Linked DNA regions of Homo sapiens: regions 2 and 3 are each linked to region 1. A link is a contact called in ENCODE Hi-C data. All regions are on one chromosome and are shown on one strand. The core of a region is the stretch at or near the end of the contact, and the rest is flanking DNA. Distances in the headings are between cores, read along the strand shown. Region 1 has its middle 67 kb from the start of TP63. Region 2 overlaps OSTN (osteocrin). Region 3 has its middle 29 kb from the start of BCL6.

Region 1 (3,726 bases), core at 711-3,210:
AGAGGCTTAATTTATTGCTTTGTTGACGAGGAAGTGATGGAGAAAGTGTTTATAATGCAGATTAAAACTGCATTGTGTCTCTGGTCATTGTATTGTGAATAGCACCAAAAATTGAGAAACTATTATTTCAGTATTTGAAAACTATTATTTGATTCAATGCCTAAGTGGCTTGGGTAATTGACAAACCAAAGTTCTGAGGAATATTTTTGTTGTTTCACTTTTGTCTTACTCACTAAACAATACCAATCAATATTCATACTGGAGTTATATTCACCCATCAGTTGCAACCACAGGTTGGCTATACAAGAGTTTAACAAAAACTGATAACAGAATTCTATTGTATATTCTGTTATTATTTATAATTTTGTGCTATGTAAACATTATGTCAATAAAATTTATAATAAGCTTATATACATAAAAATATGCATCCATTTTTCACAAAAAAGCCAGCAGCTAAACATTTAGAAGTATACTATTAGGCTGCTTTCACAGTTTATAAGCCCAGATGCTATGCAGAGATTTTCTTCTTGAGTATTTTTGTCTTGGCAACTTCCTGTCACTTGGTTGCACTTACCAGTTTACTTCCCTGTAATAGGACTTGCTTGGCCCTGAACTGTAAACAGTGAAGAATATTTTAGTCGCATTTCCATAGCTAGTCACTACCTAGGAGAGTCTCTTCAAATAAGGCAATACCTGACTTTGAAAATGGTGGTTTTTCTAGCTTTAGTTTTTCAGTTGCAGCAGGAACTCTGTTACCTAAGTTAAAATACCAAAGGCAGAAACTATGTGAATAAAATTGATAGATTTGCCACGTTAAAAAGCGGTGCTTCTATAGTACGGAAAACATCATTAACGAAGTTTAAAAACTAAAGATTAATAGGAAAACATGTTCAATAACTATTTCAAAGGATTGTTGGCTTTAAAGTATAATTTTTACACTTCTGTAAGAAAACAATAATACCATGAAGAATAAACAGGCCAAAGTCATGAACAGAAATTTCACAAGGAAATTCAAATGGCAAAAAAAAATACAATAATAACCTCACCAGTAATCAAAACAATTAAAATTAAAATAAGATACATTCACTTTTAAATTTAAAGATTTTTAAATGATTATCTGGGAGAATGTATTGTGGGGAAATACAGGGACTCTCAAATAATTCGATAGGAGTGAACTTGCACCCACTTTCTGGAGGACTTTTTGGCAGGACCCTTCTTGTCTCTTGACCTCACAGTTCTACTTTAATAATTCATTTAAAGGTAATATTTAAATACATGTGGAAAGATGTAGCTAAAAAAATATTTATCACAGCTTTGTTTATAATAAATTTTTAAAAATAACTTACATGTCTAATAAGAATGAATCAGTTATTTACACAGATACAGAATCCTAAGCAACTGTAACAATTATTTAATGAAATATTATTAACTGTCATGGAATGACTTTAATGATATATAATTGTGGAATGAAAACAGCAGATGTAAAACTATGTATAACATGATCTCACACTTGATATAAATATGATTTTATATATACAATTATTTGTGTATATGTTACATACATACATATACACATAATGCATAAGATCTTAAAGGATATACACCAAAATGTTAATTGAGCTTTTGTTTCAGGTGGTTTTATTTTCTTCTTCGATTCTTTTCTTATTTGTATTTAATTGTTCTACATTGAGCATACGTTACTCGTACAATAGAATTTAAAAACCCATCCCTACACTATCTCAGCACTTTATGAGTTTCATAATCAGGTGATTCAAGGACTTGTTAGTACTCAGATTCTTGGGAATTGCAGCTGTCCTGCCTAGAGATGCAATTGGACGTAGCTCAGCAGGATAAGTACAACCTACAAGGGCACTCCTGGAAGGAGGAGAATTCCCTGTGTTTGCATTTTTTTCTGGCTACACAAATGCTGTGCTGACTTAACAGCCCACAGGTGGCTGTTCTCTTCTGCCTCGGTGTGGAAATGGAAAGAGAGACTGACTAATTTTACTGAATCATTTTACTAGTTATGTGACTGTGGGTTTGGTTACCCACAGGCATTTCTGCTGCAATTGGTTAGCCTGGGGGAAGTTTTATTTTAACATGTTCACAGAGGCTTTTCCTGTCCAAGTGAATGGTTGTGAATGACAGCGAGGGAGACTACACCCTCTCACGTATATCCATATACAAGGATTGGGACAGCCTGACCTTCTGGGATTATATCCTTTTTTTGGCATCTCTGGGTAAAAGGCCTTAGGCTTCTAACTTCAATGTTGGAATTTTGACTACAGGGCAATGTCTCATATTTCAAGCATCTCTGTAGCCTACCCTTTACAACTATCCTGAAGAGACCTCTATCCATCTGCCACAAAAAAGACCTAACACCGAGGTTGCTTCTGGAGTTAAGAGCCTGGAGTTTGCTGCCTAAGACTATGGGAAGGCTACTTCCGCACTTAAATGTGAAGTGACCCTTGGTAGGATCTGTGTTCAGTATCCCCATCATTTCTTCAGTTGAATCTATTGACAAAGGCATCATTAAAAGCAATCAACTTACATTTCATTTTGATGACCTTGTAAACAAAAAATAAAATCCTAAGCCCCCACCATCTGAACAGGCCCCCTCTTGGCCAAGGGATTCCAGAAAAACCTAAAAACTGAGTTTCCAGCCATGACCCATGATGGGACAGGAGGTCAAACATACTCTGTTAACCCCTCTCCTTTTTGCAGTTTAGACATAACTGACCAGCATTAATGTTAAAATAGAGACCACAAGACTGACAGAACAGACTCTTTATGACAATAGACTATCAAATTATAAACAGGACCTAAGGCCATGCCATGCAAGAGTTAAGTCACATGCCTGCACTAAAGAATAAACTGTGTTCTAACCATGCCACAAGGCTTTTCTTTAGCATCTAAACAAGCACTGGTCTTGAAAGAAGCAATATTAAGACAATTTTCAGCTCACCACCATACACTCACTGACCTCACTGTTTTACCTGCCATAATTATAGCTTTGATTGGACAAGTGACTGATTTCAGTAACTTTCTTCTGATAAGAAGACCACTGACCATGGACTGGCTCTGGTTGGTTTACAGAGGCTGTGCACTGACTGGAATTCCTTGTGTCCTGAAAAGACCTTTAGATGGATAGGGACTAATTATAATACATTTAAATATTGTCCCTACTCCAAGGTGAACTTTCTTCTTTCTTTCTTTCTTTCTCTTTCTTTCTCTTTTCTTTCTTTCTTTCTTTTTCTGTCTTTCTCTCTTTCTTCTTTCTCTCCCTCCCTCCCTCCCTCCTTCCTTTCTTCCTTCCTTCCTTCCTTCCTTCTTTCTTTCTCTTTCTTTCTTTGTTCTATATATGAACGTGGGTCATATGTAACATGCATGTTTGTTCAATACACATGCGTCCGGACCACCTTCATGAATATTCACCTCCTCTCGTAACCTGTTGAATATGTATGTTTAGCCAATGCACTCAGCATAAAGCTCCTACCCAATCTCGTTTGAAGGGCCTGTGCTTCTCAGCCTGCAGGATGACCACTTTGAAGGATGTAACCTTTTTATTAAAAAATAAAGTTTCCTATTCTAAATTTATAATTTTATAATTTTTTTTCAAAGTTAGCAACCTATACTGGACTTCAAAAATATGCCAAGAGCGGTGCTAGATGCTGAGAATAGAAAAATAAGTTAGACAAAGCCCTGAACTCTAGTGATATACAGTCC
Region 2 (3,781 bases), core at 396-2,895, 1.7 Mb after region 1:
TCCTCCTCATGCTCTAAAACCACAATAAATAGTCAGTATTTTTTCTCAACTCTCTCGTTCTCAAAATCACTCAGTTAAAATAAATTTCATTATCATGGAGTTGTTTAATGAACCTCTGCAGTTAATGAATGTCTATAGATACAAGAGAACTTACTGAATACTGCCAAGAACACTGCCTTTTAATCAGCATCATCTTCAAAACAGGTTGAACATTATTTCTTCGTATCTAGAGATATACCAAGTATGGTCACTCTTCAAGGTTGTTAAAAATTGCCACATTATATTTGAGTAGAAACTAGCTAATTGCTGTTTAAAAACCAAGTAACTCTTTGAGTCCTCCAGTTTCTTGATGTTCTGAGAACATTATGACAGTGAGATAAAATTAATTAACTTTGATTGGTTTCCACATATACCTTTACCACCCTTGATTATCACCCATTTCAACATTTTTTAGTTCAACCACAACGAGTTATGTTAAACAAATTATACAGAGAACTCATTTTCATATGATTTTTTTTTGGTTTTTTTGAGACGGAGTCTCACTCTTTTATCAGGCTGAAGTGCAGTTGCGTGATCTCGGCTCACTGCAACCTCTGCCTCCCGGGTTCAAGCAATTCTCCTGCCTCAGCCTCCCAAGCATCTGGGACTACAGGCGTGCGCCACCACGCCCAGTTACTTTTTTAAAAATATATTTTTAGTAGATATGGGGTTTCACCATGTTGGCCAGGATGGTCTCGATCTCCTGACCTTGTGATTCTCCTGCCTCGGCCTCCCAAAGTGCTGGGATTACAGGAGTGAGCCACTGGGCTCAGCCTTGAATTTTTATATGAAGACTGAGACCATAGAAATTTCAGCAACTACCAAACTATGAAGACAATTGAATTAATACAATGCTTCCTGAATCACTGTTGGGTGAAATCCAAATTTGTATGTTGTGTCCTTCTCTTAGCAAACTTTGTTAAGCATCTTGATAATCACTGTTCTTATATTAAAATCTCAAGGTGAGAATATCACAAAAGAATCGATTTAGAAAAGAATTTATCATATATTTGCTCTTTCCCGTTCATCAGTCATTGTGGGTTCACCTGTTCGACCGTTTTGTTTCTATTTATTTTCCATCACTGTCACCAAGATTTCTCTCAGACATTTGTTTACTTCCTCATGTGAAGTTTCATGTTATGTAGTTTATGAATAACAAAAGACATGAGATGATAATATATTTCTAATTTCCAATCTAATTTTCAAAGTTACTTTTTATATTTTTATCTACTGTCAACAATATTCCTTTGAATTAAACAGGGGATGTATCATTTAACAGAGAGCAGCTTAAAAGTCATTAAATACTGTTCACACAGTAATACAGCTGAGAGGTTCAAAAACATAAAGTTTCATTTAATCCAACCCCATTTTTTAAAACAATTCAGGAAAATGGAGCTGCAAGAGGAAATTGTCCCAAATTTTATAGACTCTTGGGCAGAGCAAAATCTGGGGTCCGGGTCTTTGGACTTATAGGCCAACATTCTCTTCGTGACCCAAAAGGCCTTCTTGGTGCTAAGTTTTCATTGTTGGATGCTAAATTCATTGGTTATACATTTCTAAGACGAACAGAAATGGTATCTCGCACTTTACAAAAATCTTTGTTTCACTTCTGTGCAGGTTGATGGATTTACTTTTGGAGCAGGTTTATTTGTGGGTTTTCATCTTCCGGGTTTCACTTTAACACTTCCTATTAAAAGTAAAACTGCTATCTAATTATGGAAGTTTTGCTTCATTCGAGGTGAAGTCTGGAACAGCTGCTCTATGATGCCTACTATAGGGGCCAAATGCCCGCTGAGGTTTTGCTAACAGTCACTGACATGAGGCAGATGGATACATACGAGAAAAGTCACACAAATTTATTTAACATTTATACCTGGGAGGCTTAAGGATGAAGACCTCAACTTTCCAGGGGGTATAGATGCTTATATAACATCTTAAGGTTACAGAAAGAATGCAGACTCAGCATGACCACAACCAGGTTTTAATAATAGTTTCAAGACAGGCTATGGGAGAGAGAATGGAAGAGGCTTGGCTAGCAAAGGTGGATTTGTTATGTAGATGAAACCTCATTGGCAGCAGCCCTCAGAGAATTTAGATGGTGAATGTTTATTTTCAGTAGTTTAAAGGTACCAAACTCTCAGCTAATCTTTCCTAGATCTGGACAAGGGAAGGGCTGGTTGCATTAATGCAAATTCTCTACAGATCTACAGATGCAAATTTCCCCCACAGAAGACACATTTTCAGGATCACTTCAGAATATGTTAAAGAAATATATTTTGGAGTAAAATACTTTTTATTTACTTCAATCCCCACTTTGAAACTTAAAAAGCGTTTCACATATTAAAAGCCAAACTAACAGCTTTGGAGAGATTTGGATTAGAGGTTGTTAGATAGAAATAGACAAAAGATGGAAAGACAAATTGGGATAAACAGAAAAAAGTAAATTTAAATATATTATCTCAAGTCTTGTTTAGTCAGTCTCTTAGTCCTGAGAATAGATCAGTTCAGTTAAATAGCTGTGTCCCATTCCAGAAGGTGGCATGGGAGTTGGACTAGGCCTCTATATGTGATGCAGATAAACAGATCTTTAATAAGAAGTATTTCTAAGGAAATAGAAAAAAACAAGGGTTAAACAGAGGTTAAAAACTGTCTAGAGCAGTCTATAGACTAGTTTTTCTAGAGTCTCTGAAGCATCTTCAGAATGCAATGGCAATATGCCAGATTATTCTGAATTGTGTTACAAAATAGGGTTTCAAGTGAACTTTCTGAGAAGTCCGTATCAGCAGGCGTGAAGGTTGTTTACATATAAGTGGCTGTTATTTCTCTCAAAATTTAAATTGTCTAACTTCAGTCTGCCGGGCTTTATGAAAAGCACAGTTTTAATTTCTAGAGATTTCAGGTTAGAAAAAAATGGAAGAAAAAATTAAAAACCTTAGTTTGGAGACTTGTAGCCAAGAAAGAATTCAAGATTCAGTCCAAACTATAGGCAAATAATAAAAACTCAAAAACAATGAATAAGGCTAGAATCTAACAACAGGTGTCTGTATAGTTTTCTTTTGAAAGATAATTTTTCTCTCTCCACTTCCCCATTTCTACCAAAGATAAGTCATAGTCCTTATTTATTTGCAAAATAAGTTTTAGTCATATTATATATTCTACTTGGTCTGATTATTTGCATGAAGTACAGCAAAAATGTGATTGGCCATACAAGGTCTTTTTAAATTGGCTTTACTGAGACTTTCCTTATAAGGAATCTCAGATTAGACTTTCAAAAGCTTCTTGAGGTTAACCAAATCAAAGATTTATTTGTGCTTGTACACACCTGTATGAATTTGGGTGAATTTCTCTCTTCTCAGGGTCCTAAAATAACTTGAGATTCCTGGGCCTGTCAGAAAGTGACATTCTTTAGTTCAGCTGTCCCCAGGCTTTTCGGCGCCGGGGACTGGTTTCCTGGAAGACAATTTTTCCAAGGACCAGGGGGCAGGGGAGGAAATGGTTTTGGGATGAAGCTGTTCCACCTCAGATCATCAAGCATTAGTTAGACTCTCATAAGGAACACACAACCTAGATCCCTTGCATGAACAGTTCACAATAGGATTCGTGCTCTTATGAGAATCTAATGCCACTGTGGATCTGACAGAAGGTGGAGCTCAGGTGGTAATGCTCACTTGCCCACTGCTCACCTCCTGCTGTGTGGCTCAGTTCCTAACAGGCCACAGACATGTGCTGGTCCGCAACCCGG
Region 3 (3,526 bases), core at 140-2,639, 1.8 Mb before region 1:
ATGATAACAAAAATATGCTTACCTAAAGTTGCTCCCTGGATCTCAACAGAAACTTCATAACTGGTCATTGCTTCCAGAAAACCTTCCTACCATTCAGGCTTACACATAGCTGGCCACTCAGCTAAGACAAGTAATGGGCTGAGAAAAATCAAATAAAAGTGTGTGGTTTTGATATATGCATTTTATTACTGGCATTAGTCAAGTAATCATGGGCCAGTGAATTTTCAAAGCAGCCTTTTAATACTCAAGCACAGTGCAGAGTAAGAAGGATGAGAATATGACCTTTTCAAAGCCCCATTTTTCTTAGGCCTTTTAGTAACTCCATGGCCCCAACTCTGGAATCTGAAGACTTAATCTTAAAAGATTATGTGGGAAGAGGCAGCAAGGTGTAGATAAAAACATGCTGAGCCTAAAGTCGAAAAACTGGAGACTATATTTTGATGGTAAATATCAGATGTATGACCCTGGCAAGGCATTTGACTTTCTGGCCCTGGTTTCCTCCATGAAAAACTGGGATAATATTCATATTTGTCATTTGTAACTACTACTGTGTTGTTCAAAGATAAACAGAAAGGGTATAAGATATTCGAATATTATTATTTTCATTAATTATAATTATAGTATTAGTGCTCAATTGCATTAGGCTTCTCCTTAAAACAAAATTGCTTGTATGTCTGAATGGATCAGGAAAAGAAGATGGGAGGGGCAAAAAAAGGAAAGTCACTCTTTTCCTGGAAAGCGTTGTTGTTTAATTCTTTTCTTGGAGTAAAAAATCCCAGCCACGCCGTAGGGAACAGAACATAGGCTTCTCTTTGATGTCACCCCTCACCCAATAGTATCACTTCCCTTTTTTCACCAACCGCTTCAAAGATCTTACGTCTGGGCTTCTGTAGTGACCACGCCAAACATTTAAATCCCCCACTTAAACAAGTACCAGAGACGAAACAACCAAAAGAAAGACAAAGCAAGAGGAGAGAGGGTAGAAAGAGAACAATACAATCGTGTTCTTTGAAAGGATGATGGTTAATAAGACTTACTTTAGTTTAGAGCCAAATAGTTTTCTTCCAACAGAGACGGTCATAGCAAACCCAGACAGGAGCGGGCAGGAGCAGAGACGTGAGCCCTGCTCTCTAACTAGTGGTATTATCACCCATTTGTGGCTCCTGAGAGAGAACAGCGGGGCAAGCCAGGCCTTAGCACTGTGCCTTGCATTAATTAACAAGCACGGACCTGGCCTTTCAGGTACACCAGGGATGGGCCTCTCTCCCTCGTCTTAGGTTCTGCCGGAAGCCAGGGTGAGTCCTGTACAGATTCTGAACCCTTCTTTATGTGCACAGACCCAACTCTCACGCCTACCGATGTTGGTCTGTGCTACTCCTTCATCCAGGCAGCAAATCAGCACGGACCCAGGGTAAGTCATAGAAATCAGGAAAATGAGGTAGTTACAGAGCCTGCTAAGGAGCCCAAGAAGTGAGAGTTAGGGCAGAAAGCCTCTTCAGTCACTCCTTCACCAGGCCATTCTTTTATTCCTGAGTCACCCTCCACACCCCAGCGTTCAAACTGAGACCCATCACTCTTACCAGGTATGGACAGATGCTGCAAATGCTGCCTTTTGTACGACTATGGCAATTTGACACGATGTTCTTCCTGTTGTGTTTGAAATCTCCCCATGCACTTCCTTTCAAGTGGTTATTTCTTAGCTGGATCGAGGAAAGACCAGCCTTGCATAAGACAAAGCCAGTGATCATTAGCCAGCATGGAGCCGTGAGCAGTGCATGCGTAGTTATACTAATTGGTTGATTGATGCAGGTTCTGTTGGAAAATACTGCATTTTAAGGAAGTGCAACCTTTTAACTTCTGACATGGAGTAGGCAGCATGCCAAGAGAAGGACTGGACTAGTCATAGAACAATCCGTTGAGCCGTGGGCACTGAATTGAGCACAAAATAAGCAGGGTTCACAGATTCGCAGAGGACCCAAGGAGAAGAGAGCCAGCAGGTAATTGTCAGGTACCACAGCAAATACCAGTAAGGTGATCTTGGCCCCTCCTGTTTGCCAGGTCCAGGTTTGGGCATGTCAGTTACCTCTATTACACATTTTTTTCCCCAGTGCTGCCATCTATATTTAATTAAATTGCATTATGCAGAACCCCATGGCTCAGAATCCTGGAATATTAGTGTCTTTAGTATTAAAAGACTCAATTAGCCCATGTGCACAGCGGGCTTCTCTCTCTTCCCCAAAAGGGTAGGACAACTTGTTGTTTTTGTTGTTTTTTAATATATCCAAAAATAAAACTCATTACTCACATTCCCAGAGTGGGCCTGGTAAGAGTAAATGGAACCAAAGAATCATAAAATTTTTGGATTACTCCATATCTGAATCTCCAACATATAATGCCCCTACCAAAGTGTCTATCCAGATTTTTCTTAGGTATCTCAGGGCAAGGAACTCTCCACCTTCCAAGGTGGCTCATACCATGGTTGATCACATTTAGAAGTTGAAGAGTTTAAATTTGGACTTATTTATTTGTTCAATTATAGGAAGAAATTTACCACAGCAAATTAGCACTTACCAATGATATCTGGGGGCTATGGGCATGGCTACTGACCTCAATGGATGCAAATAGGATCTATGACCACAGAATATACCCCCACTCTCAACTTATATGTAAGTCTTTGGTCAGCAAAATGGATAGACAAAATTATATGCCGCACACAGTACACATCTATTGACAGGACTAGAGGAATATTTATAAATCATAGATTTAGGTATTGATGATAAAGGCTTATATGGGAATCTTCCCTTGGTCACAGAGAAGGGAGCTAGATCTGGTCTACTTTGATTTTGGCTTCTAGGGGATCATGTGAAAACCAGGTCAATATCACATTCTTGGAAATGAGATGGACAGTTATTATGTCCTAGCTCCTTAGTCATTTTTACAGGTTTTTCCTCTTCTCTTTTGTCTTGAACCCATGCCCTAGGTCAGAAAATCATAGAATTAAATTCCTAATACAGTTTTGGAACTGAAATTTTCCCAGAAGAAATCTTATCTGATTTTCTTATCCCGAAACTAGAAAATTGAGGCCTGGAAAAAGTAGGCAGCTAGCCCAAGTTCACAGAGCTCTTTTGAGATGAAGCCAGAACTAAAATAAGTCTCCCAGCACCTAGTGGAGTGCTTTACTCTTTATTATCAATGATAATATGTTGAGTATGTACAGGGTGTGATGGTTTCTCTAATGTGCTTTGGAGCAGGAACTATAGAAAGTTTTGTGGAACAGAGAAATGAGCCAACCCTGTAGTCTCCCCAGGTGGCAACCTTGTGGAGTGAGGATTGCTAATAGGCCTTTTAAATGATCAAAACACAACAAATAAACAATGCAAACACTGTCTGATTGTATCTGCATGCAAATAAATCAAAATGATCCCCCGATAAGATGCTAGTTATTAAGCATCTACTGTGATCTAGCCACTTTACGTACATTATAGCACTCATCTTCCCAATGACTCTGTAAGATTGGTGTTATTAT

What was found. A loop is a pair of places that touch in the nucleus more often than their neighbours do. Pooled maps may share reads with other maps.
Region 2: a loop to region 1 is called in a map with no recorded cell type, with 3 times the contacts of the local background. The contact joins two enhancer-like sites. A Hi-C loop is called at or near these places in 2 of 37 single-sample maps with no recorded cell type and 3 of 50 pooled maps.
Region 3: a map with no recorded cell type shows a loop between it and region 1 (6-fold over the local background). The contact joins two enhancer-like sites. A Hi-C loop is called at or near these places in 2 of 37 single-sample maps with no recorded cell type and 4 of 50 pooled maps.

What each region holds. Positions count from the first base shown.
Region 1 is chr3:189,562,036-189,565,761 of GRCh38, forward strand. No RefSeq gene overlaps it. Among named protein-coding and RNA genes, the nearest start is that of TP63, 67 kb to the right of the region's middle. Within about 2 kb of position 1,961, at least 3 of the 41 ENCODE cell types and tissues checked have a DNase peak (open chromatin) inside an H3K27ac peak, as active enhancers do.
Region 2 is chr3:191,251,551-191,255,331 of GRCh38, forward strand. All of the region lies in intron 4 of OSTN (osteocrin), which reads left to right. Among named protein-coding and RNA genes, the nearest start is that of OSTN-AS1, 19 kb to the left of the region's middle. Within about 2 kb of position 1,646, at least 3 of the 41 ENCODE cell types and tissues checked have a DNase peak (open chromatin) inside an H3K27ac peak, as active enhancers do.
Region 3 is chr3:187,772,567-187,776,092 of GRCh38, forward strand. No RefSeq gene overlaps it. Among named protein-coding and RNA genes, the nearest start is that of BCL6, 29 kb to the left of the region's middle. Within about 2 kb of position 1,390, at least 4 of the 41 ENCODE cell types and tissues checked have a DNase peak (open chromatin) inside an H3K27ac peak, as active enhancers do.